2 separate regions of the Homo sapiens genome follow, and region 2 is linked to region 1. The links are chromatin loops, found by intact Hi-C in ENCODE. Cell type or tissue: gastrocnemius medialis. All regions are shown on one strand.

What was found. Hi-C counts contacts between places; a loop is a spot of excess contacts. Peaks named below come from ENCODE experiments on the same cell type or tissue, not always from the same donor. Only the 100,000 strongest peaks of a DNase experiment are listed, where the experiment ranks them.
Region 2: a loop joins it to region 1, with 4 times the contacts of the local background. A loop is called at or near these places in 28 of 110 quality-filtered maps.

Annotation. Positions count from the first base shown.
Region 1 is chr22:46,031,720-46,039,719 of GRCh38, forward strand. LOC124905136 (a long non-coding RNA gene) reads left to right here and starts at 4,391. Exons shown (of 2, transcript XR_007068137.1): 1 at 4,391-4,494; 2 at 5,605-8,000. RefSeq lists enhancers at 1-513, 514-1,287 and silencers at 3,930-4,019, 4,080-4,679. In gastrocnemius medialis, no CTCF peak of the experiment used is centred here; DNase peaks (open chromatin) are centred at 2,272, 2,982, 4,202, 7,062 and 2 weaker places; H3K4me3 peaks cover 1,658 bases; H3K27ac peaks cover 7,854 bases.
Region 2 is chr22:46,083,287-46,091,286 of GRCh38, forward strand. All of the region lies in intron 1 of LOC124905135 (collagen alpha-1(III) chain-like), which reads left to right. MIRLET7BHG (MIRLET7B host gene) reads left to right here and starts at 2,711. Exons shown (of 5, transcript NR_110479.1): 1 at 2,711-2,874. It overlaps MIR3619 (microRNA 3619), which reads left to right and starts at 7,758; the gene lies at 7,758-7,840. LOC112268288 (a long non-coding RNA gene) reads left to right here and starts at 2,881. Exons shown (of 3, transcript XR_002958733.2): 1 at 2,881-8,000. RefSeq lists enhancers at 1,203-1,774, 1,775-2,344, 2,047-3,246, 2,345-2,916, 4,686-5,295. In gastrocnemius medialis, no CTCF peak of the experiment used is centred here; DNase peaks (open chromatin) are centred at 1,945, 2,675, 4,815, 6,965 and 5 weaker places; H3K4me3 peaks cover 5,931 bases; H3K27ac peaks cover 8,000 bases.

The DNA of each region.
Region 1 (8,000 bases):
GAGGCGGTAGCTGAGTGGAGCCTTTCACATGGTAAGTGCTCACTAGTGTCAGCTGCTGTTGTTATTCCCAGTAGGAATAAGAGGGGAGAAGCTCTGATCACCATGCAGGTGGGAAGAGCATCCCCTTCAGAGGGAAAAGCAGAGAAAAGGCAAGGAGTTCTCTCCCAGCCAAGTGGGGGGTGGGGTGGGGAGTTGGTGGTCAGTGATGGGGAAGTGGGGGGTGGTGGCGAGGCTGGAAAGAGAAGCAGGGGGCCAACCCTGCTTTGGTTCTTAAAACAAAACGGTTTTTTGTTTTTGTTTTTTTTTTTTAAGGTGGGGATAGGACCTGTGTGGATTTGGGAAACGACTCTGGCAGCGGCCCAGCCCCGGGGGAGGAGGCTGCAGTTAGGGAGGCCACTATTTGGGTGAGGGGAAGTGTGGCCATGGGGAGGGGAGGAGCCCAGGCTGAATTACAGGGGAGGTTTTAGGAAGAACAGCCAGGACTTGTACATCTGGTGGCCCCAGGGCCCTGGCTTGTGCTCAGGATTGACAGATGTGGAACGGGTACCCCAGGTCAGCCTTGGTATGGGGCTGAGGCCCTGTGTGACTGGGCTGAGTGGGGTGGCCACTGGAATATCCTGCAAATCACCCCTGTGCTGCCGTGACGGAGGGACCTGATGGTGGGAGGCTGCAGGGGGATCCTAGTCGTGGCCGCTTCTTACGGGGGTCCTGCTTCCCAGCAAAGATGCATCAAGGAATATGGAGCCTGCAATTGTGGGGCTGCCCTCCACACCAGAGTGAAGAGCCAGAGGGGCCTCGTGGAAATGTGCAGGGCATGTCACACCCACACCTGAGAAAAGGGCCCAGTCCTGACAGCACCAGCAACCAAGCAGTTAAAAGTATTCCGTGGCTTCCAGGGTCACAGAGTGGAGCCTTCCCCAGAGTCCAGAGCCTGGATCCAGGGTCATTGTCCCTGCAGAGCTCAGAGCCCAGATTCTCCCTGCCCCACCTCACTGTCTTTGGGATTGATTGCTCAGCAAAGACAAAAAGGCAGCGATCCTCCATGGACCAAAGCCTCTGAGCCAGGGCCCATCCCCCAACAGTGGGGTTCCTGCTATAACAGGTCTCCTGCCAGGTAGGATAAGACACCTCTGTGTAAAAAACATGTCCACACACACTCCCGCGATGTTGGTGCAAAAACAATCTGTTCGCCCTTCCTAGAGTACTGACTGGTAATACCATATTCAAAAGCCTTTAAAAAAGCAAATCCTCAGTGAAGTTACAATTATTCTCCTGGGAGTACACCAAGGGAATTATTAGACAAAGATGTTCATAGCAGCAGGTTTGTAAATCACCTAGACAGCCAATCATCAAGAGTGAGGTAAAGAAGTTACATATGGGACATCTGAACAACGGATTCTTCTGCAATCATTGAAGTGTGATCTAGAAATATTTAAAGAGATGAGTTGTTTGTGGCAAATTAGTGAAAGTGCAGAGAGTAAAATGTGACGTATGACCACGATGACTTTAAATATGTATTACAAATAGACAAGAAAGGCTGGACAAATATCCACCTGAATGTCAGCTGTGTTTCTCTGAGTTGGGATTCTGTCTATTTGTTATGGTCTCAGGGATGCTTTCCCATGTTTGCAAATTTGCAGATGACGAACATGTATCATCCATGTTTGCAAAGGGAATCAGTTTGTGTGTGTGTGTGTGTGTGTGTATCTCAATGGCACAGAAATAAAAGGCCAAGTTAAAGATCCATAGTGACTCACTGCTTCCCCAAAGCAAGTTTTCTCTCTCCCAGCTTGGAAATTATTATGGAAAATGCCAGATGTGTGAGGCCTGGCTTGGACCTTGTTTATGCAGAGCTGGGCTCCCCAGAAGGGCCATCCCCAACCACCTAGGCAGGGTCACCCAGGAGGAGCTAGTTACGTGTGCAGGCCTTGTTCCATGCAAGCATTCTTGGGACCAGAATCTAAGAAATATCTTTTATTTTTTTTCCTCCAGAAATGTCTTTGTGTGTATCTAGTAAAATATACATAACAAAATTTACCATTTACCATTTCAGTAGCATTAAGTACATTCACTTGCTGGGCAACCATCACCATGATCTGTCTCCACAACTTTTTCATCATCCCAAACTGAAACTCCATACCTACTAAATAATAACCCCTCAATCTCGGCTCTCCCCAGTGCCCAGTAAGCACTGCTTTACTTTCTGACTCTATGAATTTGACTATTCTCGGGACCTCGTACAGGTGGAATCGTACACTATGTGCCCTTTCGTGTTTGGCTTGCTTCACTGAGCGTCATGTTTTCAAGGTTGATCCACGTCATATCATGTGTCACAACTTCATTCCTTTTGAAAGCTGAGTAACACTCCATCGTATATATATATATCACCTTTTCTTTCTCCGTTCATCTACCCATGGACACTGGGGCTGTTTCCACCTTTTGTCTATTATGCATAATGCTGCTTCTTTTTTGTACCAGAAGTGTACAAATATTTGTTAGTGTTTCTGTCTTCAATTTTGGGGGGTATATTCTTAGGAGTGGAATTGCTGGGTCCTGTAGTAGTTCTGTATTTACATTTTTGAGGAACTCTCATACTGTTTTCCATAGCAGGTGCACAATTTTACATTCCCACTAACAAAGCTAACATTCCCACCAACAAAGCTAACATTCCCACCAACAGGGTTAATTTTTAAATTTTTTGTAAAGATGAGTTCTCACAATGTTGCCCAGGCTGGTCTCCAGCTTGTTTTTGTTTTGTTTTGTTTTGTTTTGCTTTGTTTTAGACAGAGTTTCACTCTTGTTGCCCAGGCTGGAGTGTAATGGCACGATCTCGGCTCACCACAACCTCTGCCTCCCAAGTTTAAGCAATTCTTCTGCCTCAGCCTTCTGAGGAGCTGGGATTACAGGCGCCCACCACCATGCCTGGCTAATTTTTGTATTTTTAGTAGACACAGGGTTTCTCCATGTTGGCCAGGCTCCTCTCAAACTCCCGACCTCAGGTGATCCACCCGCCTCAGCCTTGGTCTTGAGCTCCTGAGCTCAAGCAATCCTCCTGCCTTGGCTTCTTAAAGTGTTGGAATTACAGGGGTGAACCACCATGCCCAGCCAGGACTTCTTTACATATTCTGCAAATGAGAGATATTTTTTGTATATACAGTACTACAGTTTAAACCAATTGTTAAAATACTAATTCATTACTTTTTAAATTTGGAAAACATAAAAAGGGAGGTACAAGAAGCATTCGTGTTTATATGCTTTGACTCAGCAATTCCACATCTAGGGATTGGATATGCACAGATTTAGCTGCAAGAATGTTTATCGTAAAAGAAAGAAGTAAGGAAGAGATGAAACTGAAAACAACATCAATATCCAATAATCTCACATGGGTTAAATAAAATACAGCCCCGCTGTGTATGATCATAAGCAATGCTGTGAATGAACACTAAATGATGTGTGACATTTAGAATATAGCCACGGTTACAAAGACAAAGTTGCAAAGCAATATTTACGGCATGATCCATTTTTTGTCTCAACAAATGCATAATTGTGTAAAAAGAAAGTCAAATGTTAACAATGGTGATCTCGTGTGAGGGAATCTCAGTCTACTTTTCTTCTTTGTATTTTTTTCCAGTTTTCCAAATTTCATGCAATAAACGTGTGGTCTTGCAATCAGACAAAAAATGTTATTTTTTAAGCCACAAGCATATATACAATGTTATCCCGATGATGTAAATATCTATATATTTCGATAAAAAGATACTCCAGGCCAGTATTTTCCCTGGTGCCTCGGAAAGGTTTCTCCTTTTCTTACTTTGTACTCGCCTAGGTTTTACAAATTCTCCACTGTCTGGTTGTTTTACCTGGTTTAGGGAGGGGAAAAATACAGGAAAAGTTGTTAAACTTTAAAGTGGAGATCCAATTTGCGCGAAAGCTCGGAATCAGCCCCACGGCCCGCGGCCGCAATGAGGCCCCGCCCAGGCCCCGCCCCAGCCCCGCCAGGCCCCGCCCCACAGCCGCCTGCCGAGCCTTTCCCTGAGCTTTCTGAGCGGGCCGCGCAGAGGCCCCGCCCAGGCCCCGCCCAAGCCCCGCCCTCTCGACTGTGACGCAACATCCGCACAGCCCGCGGCCTGGAATCTAAGAGACTGCCACCCAGAGGCCCCGCCCCTGGCGCGTAGAGGCCCGGCGATAGACTTGGCCCCGCCCCCTCAGCTGCGGCGCTACGTCCGCACCGCCCGCCTCACCCTCGCTGGGGCTTCCGGAACAGGTCGCGCCGAGGCCCCGCCCCCCGGCTGCACCAGGCCCCGCCCCTTTGGCTACGGCACTGCGACCGCGCCGCGCGTCGCGCCCTCGTCCTGACTTCCGGGGCGGGACGGAAGAGCGGGCGGGACCGTCCAGTCCAAGGCGCCGCGGCTTCCGCCCGGGAGGCGGGCTGGTCCCAAACGAGGTCGTGCGCGCTTCCTGCGATGGTTTTTTGCTGTCCCCGTCTGGCCCCAGGTGCGCGGGACGTAGAGGCCGGACAGCCGGGAGGCGGAGATGAAAGGGGCCAGCGGCCCGGCCCCGGGGACACGCGTGCCAGGCCCTGCTGCAGCCCCCGAGAGGTCGGAGGCGCGGAGCCAGGGCTGACCCTGTGCACTGGGTCGAGGGCCACCCCTCGTCTCAGCCTAAGCTGGACGCACCACCCGGGCAGAAGTGACATCAGAACCCTAGGCTCCGTTGTCAACCACGGTTACTGATGTCACCCCTTCTGCACAGGGAGGAAGGTGTGGCCCAGCGAGGCATCCTCCCGTCTTAGTCGGGGTCTGCCCTGGGTGGGAGGGATTGTAGGACCCCCTCTCCGCTGGCTGTGACAGCCTAAGCTGGTGAGCTGTTTCTAGCCAGAGTGCCCCTTCGGTGAAGTCTAAAGCCCCGAGATGTCAACGGCAGCTGCCGTGTATTGAAAAGCATGTGCCAGGCCATCCTGGACTTAGACGTAAATGTGTTATCTCAGTACTCCTGGCAGCTGTATAAACGTGCATGCCACCCCTTTTCACAGATGAGGGGCCGAGGTCAGAGAAGCAGCTTGCCAGAGGCCCTGGAGGGCAAAGGGACACAGCCTAGATTTGGACCCAGATCCTTGATACTGAATCTCAGCTGTTAGCCTGTGTGCTGAGCCGGCATCCTGTGATAATAGTTTCCCTTCAGTAGGTGTAGCTGGCTGGCAGCTCTGTTGATTACCTTAGCTCACTGCTGCCTCCTCGAGTTGGAAGACCCGCTTACCCAGAGCTAAGCCCCTCTCCCAACTCTGAAGGTGCTCAGCATCCCTCAGCTTGACCCAGGTTGCCTGGAGATTCCCACCCACTGGTTACCCCAGATCTCCCAATACTCTGCCTCCCTTTGCTTGGGGTGGGAAAGGATGCCCTCTGCCCAGGATCTGAATGGCCGGTGTGTGGCGCCAAGCCTGCTGGGCCTGTGGTGCCAGGGCTACAAGTGCACAACAGAACACCCCCAGTGTGCTCACACAGTGTCAAGCCAGCCCCCAGGGTGCCGAGGCTGCCTCTCCCCTCTGTACCCCGTCCTCCCTTGTAATGCGGAGGGGGCAGTCTGGCTTTTTCCTTGGCTTTCCAGGTTGGTATATGCTGGACGTCAGCAGCAGATAGGACACCCCAGCACAATGAGCCCGCAGCAATCCGGACTTTCTAGCCTTCAAGTGTACCTCAGAGCGGAAGCTGCGCATTTGATTTTTTTTTTTTTTTTTTGGCTCCATATTAAAGAACAAAGCATGGGAACTGGACAGGTCCCTCTGTAAACAGAAAACACATGTTTTCTGAGAGAATGGGCCCTTCCTTTCCTGGTTTCATCTCCCGTGGACAGAGGCCTCCTTAGGCCCGCTGACTTCAAGACCATGGAGACTGTGGACCGAGGGCTGAGAGGAGGTGATTCTTCTTTGCTCAACTCAGGGACCGGACACTCGCCTTCTTTTTTTTTTTTTTTTTTTTTTTTTGAGAGTCTCGCTCTGTCGCCCAGGCTGGAGTGCAGTGGCGCGATCTCAGTTCACTGCAAGCTCCGCCTCCCGGGTTCACGCCATTCTCCTGCCTAAGCCTCCGGAGTACCTGGGACTACAGGCACCCGCCACCAAGCCCGGCTAATTTTTTTTTTTTTTTTTTTTTGTATTTTTAGTAGAGACGGGTTTCACCATGTTAGCCAGGATGGTCTCGATCTCCTGACCTCGTGATCCGCCTGCCTCGGCCTCCCAAAGTGCTGGGATTACAGGCATGAGCCACCGCGCCCAGCTGACATTTGCCTTTTTGAATGGGGGCCAGGACAAGTGCTAGAGGTCTGCTCAGCAGTGGGGTGTGGTCTGAGGAGGGAGGGCCCCTCAGAGACCTGAACAGGAAGTGGGGGTCTGCACCATTTGTGTCCTCCAAGCACACTAGAATTGTTTAGGGTTCTACCCGAGCTAGCTCCAAGTGAACGTGTGTTCTTTGGAGCCTGCTAGCCACAAATGGGCAGAGACCTCTAACTCAGATGAGAAGCCTGTGTCTGCAAAGAATGGGCATTCTTGGACTGAGTACCCACTGCTGTGTGTCCTTGGGCAAGTTTCTTAACCTCTCTGGGCCTCACGTTTCTCATCTGTAAAAGCAGGATAATAGTTATTTAGGATTCAATAAGATCATGGAAATAGCCCCATTGGACACATAACTAGGAGCTAATTAATAAGTGAGCAAAATCAAACATTGTCTCTGTTTCAATGCTGAGCTACGGTAGAGTGGCCCAAGAATCCTCTACAGACACCCAGGGTGCCCATACTCCAAGGAGCACCTCCTCTTCCCCTGCCTTCTGTTGGGCACAGCCACTCCCAGGCCGCCGTGACACCTTTTTGGAAGCAGCCGTCTTGCAGACAGATCATCCCTTTGAATCTCCCCAGCAGCCTGAACTTTGTCCTTGAGGGGAGATTTGATTTGCGGAAATAATCAGACATCCTTTAAGACAAGTCTGCTGAATGGATGCTCAGAAGCCAAGCCAGGGCCTCCTGTCCAGGGCCAGCATGTGCCACGACTGTAAAGTCAGAAGCCAGTCTGGCCACGTGCTCTGAAGGCAGTATAGAAAAGATCTGGACTGGATCATCGCCACTGGCGTTGGTGGGTGTGAGCGACGTGTCCGTGTGTGTGTGTGTGTGTGTGTGTGCGTGTGTGCATGTGTGTATGAAAATAGAGATATTCACACACACCCCTGAGCTTGGTGGACGGACCAAACCAAAGCCTGCCTAATTAACATGAGGCTGCCTTTCATCTCTCAGCCCACAACTTGATTTTCATGGAAATTTCTCTGTGTGGGAAAATTACAAGCATTTCTGATACAGGCAAGTGTTGTGAGAGTATGGCAGCATGTTGTCCTGGAATACTGGGATTTAGAGGCTGGGTTCCCCTAGCCTGTTCCTAACCAGCTGTGTGGCCTCTGGCTCCTTTCTTCACCCCCCATCTCTTGGTTTCCCCATCTCAAGTGCTCCAGGAAGGAAACACACAGGCTGTGCCCACATGCGTGGGCATTCACAGCACGTGCGGGTGACATTGCTCATTAAAACACTGTAAAAATTAATTGGCATTCACAAAGTTCTAGTCACAATAGCAAACATTTTAAAAAATCAGAAACAGGCCAGGCACAGTGGCTCACGCCTGTAATTTCAGCACTTTGGGAGGCCGAGGTGGATCACTTGAGCCTGGGAGGCAGAGGTTGCAGTGAGCCGAGATTGCACCACTGCACTCCAGCCTGGGTGACAGTGAGACCCTGTCTCAAAAAACAAACAAACAGACAACACAAACAATTCAATTGTCCATCAGTATGTGAGTGGGTAAACAAATGTCAATAGGCATATGATAAAATATCACGTAGCAGTAAAAAGGAATGGGCTATTGATAAACTCAACAACATAGATAGCAGGATCCCGAGCAAGAGTTCATACTCCATGAGTTAAAATTTTTTTTTAATAAATTGAAACTGATCTACGGTGGTTGGATTCAGAT
Region 2 (8,000 bases), 52 kb after region 1:
AATAATTTTAATATCTTACTAATCTCTATAGGGGAGGTGTGAAACCTCTGTTCTGTGTCGAGTTGCCTATTGTTTTGAGGCCTTTATGAAAAATCAGATGATTCATATTTAGGATGGTCTAAAGATACATTTAAATCCAAACACCACCCACAAAAAAACTCAGCAGGTAAAATACATAGAGTAGCCATAAACTTAAAAAAAAATTATCTCACCAAGATAACAAAGTGCAGAATTTATTGGTTTGTATCAGCCTCCTTGAGGGCAGAGCAGTTTTTACAGCCACAATAATTTGCAAATGATGATAACTGTTTATTTTGCAAATATGCTCATATTATGAGGCCATCAGTGGAGGCTTTTTTCTTTTCCCATACGTGTAAGTGTTTGCCTCTGTGTTTCTAAATTCTGGATTCAGGCTCTGCAGTTTCTCACCGGCTGAGACCACGTTCCCACGTTCCTGCCTCAGTGGCAGTGGCCGGGAGGAGGGAAGGGCGCGCCCCCTGTGTTGCCTCCTGCGAGCTCCAGCCGCCACATCCATTTGTTCGTAGAAGTGCTTTGTTGTGGCTTGTTTATTTTAAGGGATGTACCTGTTGGTGGAGATGTTAGCAAATCATAAGAAAAGTAAAAAGTTGATGAAATTTGCCAGAGCCGCTTGGGAGCCAGCTCTGCTGTCTGGTGGTTTTAACGACATCATCCCTTCCAGTTCTGGTCTTTTAGCCTATTGACTCCCGCCTCCTTAGCAAGAGGAATATGGCCCTGGTCTGGGCGCTCTGAAAGATGAGGCAAAGTGAAAAGGCCCCAGCCTCTGGGCCGCAGAGCCTCTAAGCAGCGGTGGGCATGGCGATGGTGGTAATAGTAGCAACAGCACTCTCTGCTGCTGTTCACAGGTGCCCGCTGTGTACCGGGGCTCCTGCTTTCAGAAAAGCACCGGCTCTGGGACCCAAGGTCTCGGTTCAGATGGGGTCGTCTTTGTTTCCAGGCCGTGTTGATCAAGGGCAAGTCATTTCACCTCTCCGGCCTCATTTCCTTATCTGTAAAATGGAGGCAGTAAGTGTCAACTTTCTGAACACATGGAAAGCTGGGTTCATGGTGAGCACCCCATAAATGCTATTGCTTCCTTGCCTTATTTCTAAGGCTCAGACTATGCCTGCAAGGGGGCATTTTCATTACCTCCATTCCACCAGGGGAAGCAGCGAACCTCTGAGAGGCTAAGTGGGTTCCCCAAGATTCAACCAGCTGATAAGTGTTGGGCCAGGGCTTGAACCCAGCCCTGCCATCCTTCAAAGCCCATGTGCTGCCATAGCATTCACCGACGCGTGTTGCGGCACGCGTGTGCGTGGTGCCCCGGGTGTGGACAGCATGTTGGTACGCAGAGGTGCAGAGGTGTGTGCGTGTAATGTTTGCACGTGTGCATAGGTGTCCTCTTATTTCTCCATTGCGTGAGGTTCCTGGTAGGTCGGCAGTTTCCAAAGAGGTGAGCTGGTGTTTGGAGGTGCATTGGTCGGAGTGGGCCACACAGTCCTCAGACCACACCTGGGGATGACTGTGCCATGGGCTCTCCACCACCCCAGGGATGCCCGTGGGAAGAAGGGTGGTTTTCCCCAGTCCAGGGCTAGCCAAAGCTGGCAGCGGGTGGACTGGGCATCCAGGCGTGGGCTTCTCGTAGGTGCTCAGCACTGCTGAGGGAGGCTCTGGCTGAGTGGCCTGCATGCTGGGCCTTGGCCAGACGCGCTGCTGCCTCCTTATGTGGACAGGCGGTTCTGGGCGCCGGCCATTTGCAGACTGGGAGGAGTGGAAGTGAGGCCTGCGGGCCCCGGAGAGGAAATGGCGGCGTGGGCAGGCCCAGAACAGGACCGGGAAGGCGGGCCGAGGGAGGGAGTGGCCCAGAAGGCCTCTGTCGGCCGGTCAGCGTGCTAGCGGCCTTTCTCCAAGAAGCGGCCAGCTGGCCAGGCCTTCCCGGGCAGGTCTGTTTGTCTGCCCACATGCACACACGTGCACCTGCGTGCCAGGGCACGGGGAGGTTTAGTGGCCTTATTTCCTAATAGGGAACATAGCAGGGCCTGGGGTTTGATGAGACGGCGTAACGCCCAGCACACCTTCAGACAAAAGAGACCGTGATAAAAACGGTTCTTACTACAAGGTCCCAGCTTCTGTCTTTAAAATGGGGCTTCCAGCCTCCGCCTCAGTAGATGGTTGGAGGCACTGCATGAGATCCTGGTCTGGGGAGCCCCTGGTTCGTTGGTGTTTCCCTTGCCTTGGCCTAGTAAGAGGGGACGGGAGGCCCAGGCTCTGTGGTGGGCCTGTCTCAGCCCATTTCAAACCCTACCCACTGCCTTCCCATGACCTTAACAGGATGGCATTACCCAGCACTCACCCAGATGCCAGGGTGGCACCGGGTGAGTGGCAGTTTCGGGTGGTCCTGGAGAAGGGTCCTGGCATCGGCTGGTATGAGTCTCTGGGTTTCCGAGCTTCAATGAGGGCTGGATTCAGGGTGTGGGCTGGGCCAGCCATTCCGGCAAAACCCCAGAAGGAATCCACAGGAGGTGGGGACCGGGAAGGCAGCCGGGTTGCGCCAGTGCCTGCAAGGGAACCTCTGGCCCCATTTCCTGGGAGCCTGACCCCGCCCTAGGATTCCTGGAGTGGGTGTGCCCACGCTTCCGGCCCAGACGTGGGTGGAGGGATCCCACCCTGCCAGGCCTCCCGCCTGTGCGGCTTCTTTCAACTCGATGAGAGGAGGACTCCTCCTGGGCCTGGTGCTTCGAGGTCCAGACGAGCAGACACTGGCGCCTGTGACCCTGCAGCGGACGCCCTTCAAAGTCCGTGTGGCCGCATTTGGAAGCCTGGGCGGCGTGGAGACGGCGCCTTCAGCTTGAGATAGTAAGTTGCCCAATGCCTGCACCTGTGGAGACTCCCAGCACCTGGTGGGTGAGCCGCAGGGGGCTCGGGCCTCCATACTGGGTCTCCAGCAGCAGGGGTGAGGTCTCTCCTGTGATGGACTCAAATGACTCAAACCCACTGGGCTCTGCCCGAGGCATCTGCGCTATGGAAGCAGCTTGCAAATGGGCTCTCTGGGGCCACGCCGGCCCACGGCGGCCACAGCCTCGGCCAGGAGCCGTGGAGGGAAAGATGAGGCCGCTGCAGCATTTCCGTCTGCCAGGGCGACGGGGGCCAGCAGGGCAGGAGCAGCGGGGAACCCTGGGTGGTGGAGATCCCCTGCCTTGGTCCAGGGGAGAAAGCTGGGGGCCGCATTTGGCACCCCCAGGGCAGTGCCAGTGCATGTTGGATGTTAGACTCAGCCCCACATGGCAAGGGGTGTTGAGCTTTGTTGAGCACATACTAAGTGCCAGACCCCAGGCCAGGTGCTTTCCATCCATTTTGATAAACATCCATTTTTAAATTTAATCTGCCAGTTCCATTTCCCTGCCACATCCATTTGGAGCCAGCACGTAGCAGTGCTGTTCTCAGGCCAGAATGTGGAGTAAGCAGGACAGACAGCGTCCCTGTCTGGGTGGAAGTTCCAGTCTAGTGACGTGTGGGTGCTAACGGTTTTCTATATGAGGAGGCCAAGGTTCAGAGAGGCCGAGGGATCTCCCCAGAGTCACGGGGCCAGCAGGTACCAGAGCCTTCTCCCTAACCCAGGTCCTCCCCACGACTGTGCCTGCACAGAACCACACAGGATCCCTGTTTATCTTCAGATCTTCAGCCTCTCTTGGATGCTGGCCTTGTCTGGTTCTCTCCAGACACCCAGCACTAGGAAGGACCATTCCGTCGGCTTGGAGTTCTTTTGCCCCGGGGAGAGCCGGAATTGTCCTGGGGTCATGGGTCACTCTGGCTCTGAGGCCCTGAGTCCTCTCTGGCTGAGTGGCCAGCATTCAGCGCATGCTGGTTTGGGCTGTATGGGGCTCCAGGGCACCCTGCCACTCTCGGGCTCTGTGCCCAGGCTGGTGTGCTGGCAGGTGTGAGACTGCACGCAGTGTGGCAGCAGGCGGTGGCAAGGAGGGAGCTGTGGTCATCCTCGTTCTTGGTGTTCCTACGGCCCAGAGGTGGGAACGTATGAGACTGTACACCCAGATGCCGTGTGCCAGACCAGGATGGGCTCACAAGACACCAGCCCTGCATGGGCAGACGGGGACCACATCAGGTCACGGGGCACAAGAACCTTCTGGAGACCCCACCCCATCTGTCGGCATGGTTCACGTTCATGGATGACCAATCATCTCTGAGCGCTGTGGCGCTCATGGCCCTGAGTCCACGGGTTTTCTCGTGTTTCAGAGCAGTTCTGAGCCCACTTCATTCTGCAGAGCACTGGCTCAGAGAGGTTATGGAACTCATCATGTGCCAGGCCCCAGGACGGCCACGGGAAGAGGCCTGAGAATGCCGTCGAGTGACGGGATCCAGCAGACCTGGTGGAGCACCGGGGCCTTGGCCAGAGGGGCTGGAGCCCTAGACCCAAGGTCTAAGCCCTGCACTGCCTGCGCCTGGCCCACAGGCATGGCGGCCTCACTGAGAGGCAGGCTGCATGTCCTCAGCAAACACGGGCACCAGACGGAGACCAGACAGAGGCCAGTACCAGGCGGGGCTGAGAAGTTAGCCGGAGCATCCTAGGATGCCAGGAAGCCTTCCAGAGGTGGCAGCCCCGCAGCCCCCGCTCCTTCCCACAGCTGACCTCCAGGGCTGCAGCTGCAGGGCCCCTGCGTCCAGCCCTCGGACCTGCCACGTCCCAGGGCCCCACTGCCAGGCACCGCCCCGTGCCGGCCCTGTACAGGCCACATCTGCTGCAGCAGCCATGCCAGAGCTCCGCCTCCCGGGCTCCGTCCCCATGGAAACCACGGTGGGGGGGGCTCCTCCTGCATTTGGCCCGCTGACTGGTTTCCATTAGAGCCGGCCTGCTTTCCCTGAGCTCTGCCCCTGCAGTTCAAGGCTTCCCCTGGGGGTTTCTTCCCACATTTACCGAGCACCAGCCGTTCCGTGCCAGGGAACCCAGCGGTCTGGGCCCCGCCCGCCCTGGCCAGCACCCACCGGTGGTGCCTGATGCCCGGCACCGTGGCTGCTCCCCTGTCCTTTCTTATCGAAGGCCAGCTGCTGCTGGGTCCTGGTGTCGTGGACTCAGCCCTGGATCTGAGTCAGGGCACTGGGCTCCCATCCTGGCTGGGCCGTAGAATCACTGGTGGGCACTTGAATAAGCCCCTTCCTCTCTCCGGGTCTCAGTTTACCCATCTGTAAAATGAAAAGCTCCATCTATTTCTTGAGTTCCTTGCAATGCCGAGAAAGAAAGACAAAGAGAAAATGAAGCCACAGTACACTGTTGCTGCCGGGTTCTCAGAACTGGGATTTTTGTTTGCTTTCAAAGAGGGTTTTTTTTTTCTAGGGAAAGAGTCATGGAATTTGACCAGAGATGATTGTTTGAGGGGCCAAGAGCCAGCCAGAGCCCACGGACATGCAGCATGGAAGGTGTAGCCAGAAGCCTGGGCAGCGATACCCGCCGGTCCGCCTTGGCATCTGCTTGGCACCCAGTGACCTGGCTGTGAACACAGTGAGCGGAGGCAGGAAGTGTGCCTGCGCCGGAATCCGAAGGGCTCTGGAAAACTCCCCAAGAGGTTTCCGGAGGTCAGAAATGTGGGCAGAAAATGAGATCCAGCTTTTAAAAACCTGGCCGACTCATCCCCCGGGAGCCTAGGGAGGCCTGGGAAGGTGCCTCCACCACCACGTGGCTGAGTTACGAGAAGAGCTCGCCGGGCTGGACCTGGGGGTGCTGGGCTGTTAGGGTCGGCAGCAAGGTGGCCCCAGCCCAGACTACGTCCTGGTGGTGTCTTCCTCCTCCAGCTCTTGGGAGTTGGGAGGCTTCAGCGGGGAGGTGGTGATGGTACTGGGGCCTTTTGCCTGGCCTGCCAGTGGCCAGCATGGCTCTCCCCGTGGGACCTTCCAGCTCCTGCTGCCTGGGGTGGTGGTGCGCGTTGGCCTCCCCTGGGCCCTGTGGGTGCTGGTGATGGCCTGGGAACACGTTTCCAGCTCACAGATGAACAGAGCCCGGGAGGTGGAAGACCTTCTTGGCAGCAGGGAGTGAATGGCCCAGTGGGGTGGGCAGCTTGCTTAGCCTCCCCCAGCCTCGGTATCCTCATCTGTAAAATGCGGCTAGTAACCTTGATCTCCTGGTCAGGGTGAGAGTTAGACGAGACGAGAGGCGGGATCAAAGCTGGATAAATGGCAGGAGACAGCACCGGAACTGCGCCCACCCCGCATCCTTGTCATGATCAAGGCAGACCACACGTCCCAGAGAGCCCAGCTCCATGATGGGAGAGCAGGGCCAGGCTGACTGTGGTCAGGCCCACCTGGAGGGGCTGCTGGCAGGCTCTTGGGTGACAGCCACCCTGCCCTGGTGGCCCAGGTAGCCTGAGAGTTGGCGTTTCCTCTTCCTCCATCTCAGTCAAGAGGCCGAGTCAATTCCCCACTCAGCTTCTGCCCCTGCCTCCTGCCCGAGGCAACCTGGCTTTGCTGACTGGTCCCAGTGATAGGGGACATTGTCACTGTGGCTCAAAGGGCGGGCTTGGTGGCATTTTCAGTTTTCTGTCCTGGGAAGGAATGAAACCTTGGTTCGAGTGGCCGCATCTGGGTGGCCACGGCCTTTGCACCCCCTGCCTTTGCGCCCCCCACCCCACCATCCCGATGAAAGTAGGCCGAGGGCGTCGGCACAGAGCGGCCGCCGCGGTCCTGGCCAGGGCTTGATTTAGATATTCGGGGAGACTGGGATAAGGTAGGAAATGAAGGAAATTTCCCCAGGGAAAGGGGAAGAGAAGACGGAGGAGCTTAAGTACCCACATGATTATTAAGCGTGGCTGGTGATTTACGGCCGGGCAGGCGGCTCCTGGCGGCTCCCTGCCCCCTCCCTCCCAGTGCCCTGCACCCTGGAGAGCCGCCATGGGGAAAACAGAGGCCACCAGGTGGGCCCAGCACCCGAGCTCCGCCTTATCTCCTGGGTCTAGGCCCTCGGCAGTCCCTGGGCAGGTGACGCAGCACGGGACACAGCTCCTCCATGTGCTGGGCACTGACATCTGTCATTGGGGCCACCTCACAGAACCCTGACGGATCACCGGCCCTGTCTTACAGGCCAGGAAGCCCAGGTCTGGAAGGTCGAGCCTCACGTGGCCCTCTAAACGGTGGAGTCTGAGCCAGCCTGGCCACCGGCCCAAACCCTAGGCCTTTCTCTCTACCACGGCCAGGTTCAGTGGCCTCTGGTGGGAAGGGCTGGGGAGGCCCTTGTCCCTCCTTAGAACAAGGGATGCGGGTGGAATGGTGGTGGCTGTGGTCGCGAAGCAGGCCTCTGCCCATCCTGCCCTGTCTCCTGCCTTTCAGGGTGCCTGTACTTCTCTTGGCTGAATTCCAGTCTCCCCTTCAGGGGACTCTTGAGACCCTCAACAGCCAGCCCTGACCCCCTCCGTGGCCCCATCTTCGACCTCTGTAGACTATGGCCTAGTGTCACCTCCTCCTGGAAGCCCTCCTTGCTCTCCACTCACCCATTGCCCTGCTGTGGGGCCTGGGGCCTGGTAGTAGCCTGTCTGGGGCCAGGGAAGTGTTCCTCTGGGAAATATTTTATGAGTGAATGAATCAGAAGAGAAAGCCATGACCTGCCTGCCTGTGCTCAGTGCCACGTCAGAAGCCACCAAGCTGTGGCATTGCCCCGGCAAGTTTATTTTTCCACCTCCACTAAGTAAGTTCCACTTCAGGACTCATCCGAGAGGTTGTGAAGCCACACGTCATCAAAAACGGCATCTTTGCACTCAGCAGGCAGGCTGGTGCAGCCCGTGGTGGGGGACCATCCTGCCTGCTGTGGGGTAAGGACGGCTGTGTGCGCCAGGCTACAGGGAAGCCAAGGCTACTGCTTGGGGGTTTCACTGGGGAATATTAACAAACAGAGGTGGCCCAGAAGGGTCATGGAGCCTTTTCTTCTCAGACTGCTGGGTATGGAGGGCAGGGACCCATTGACCCGTCAGGTGTCACCGGTGGGT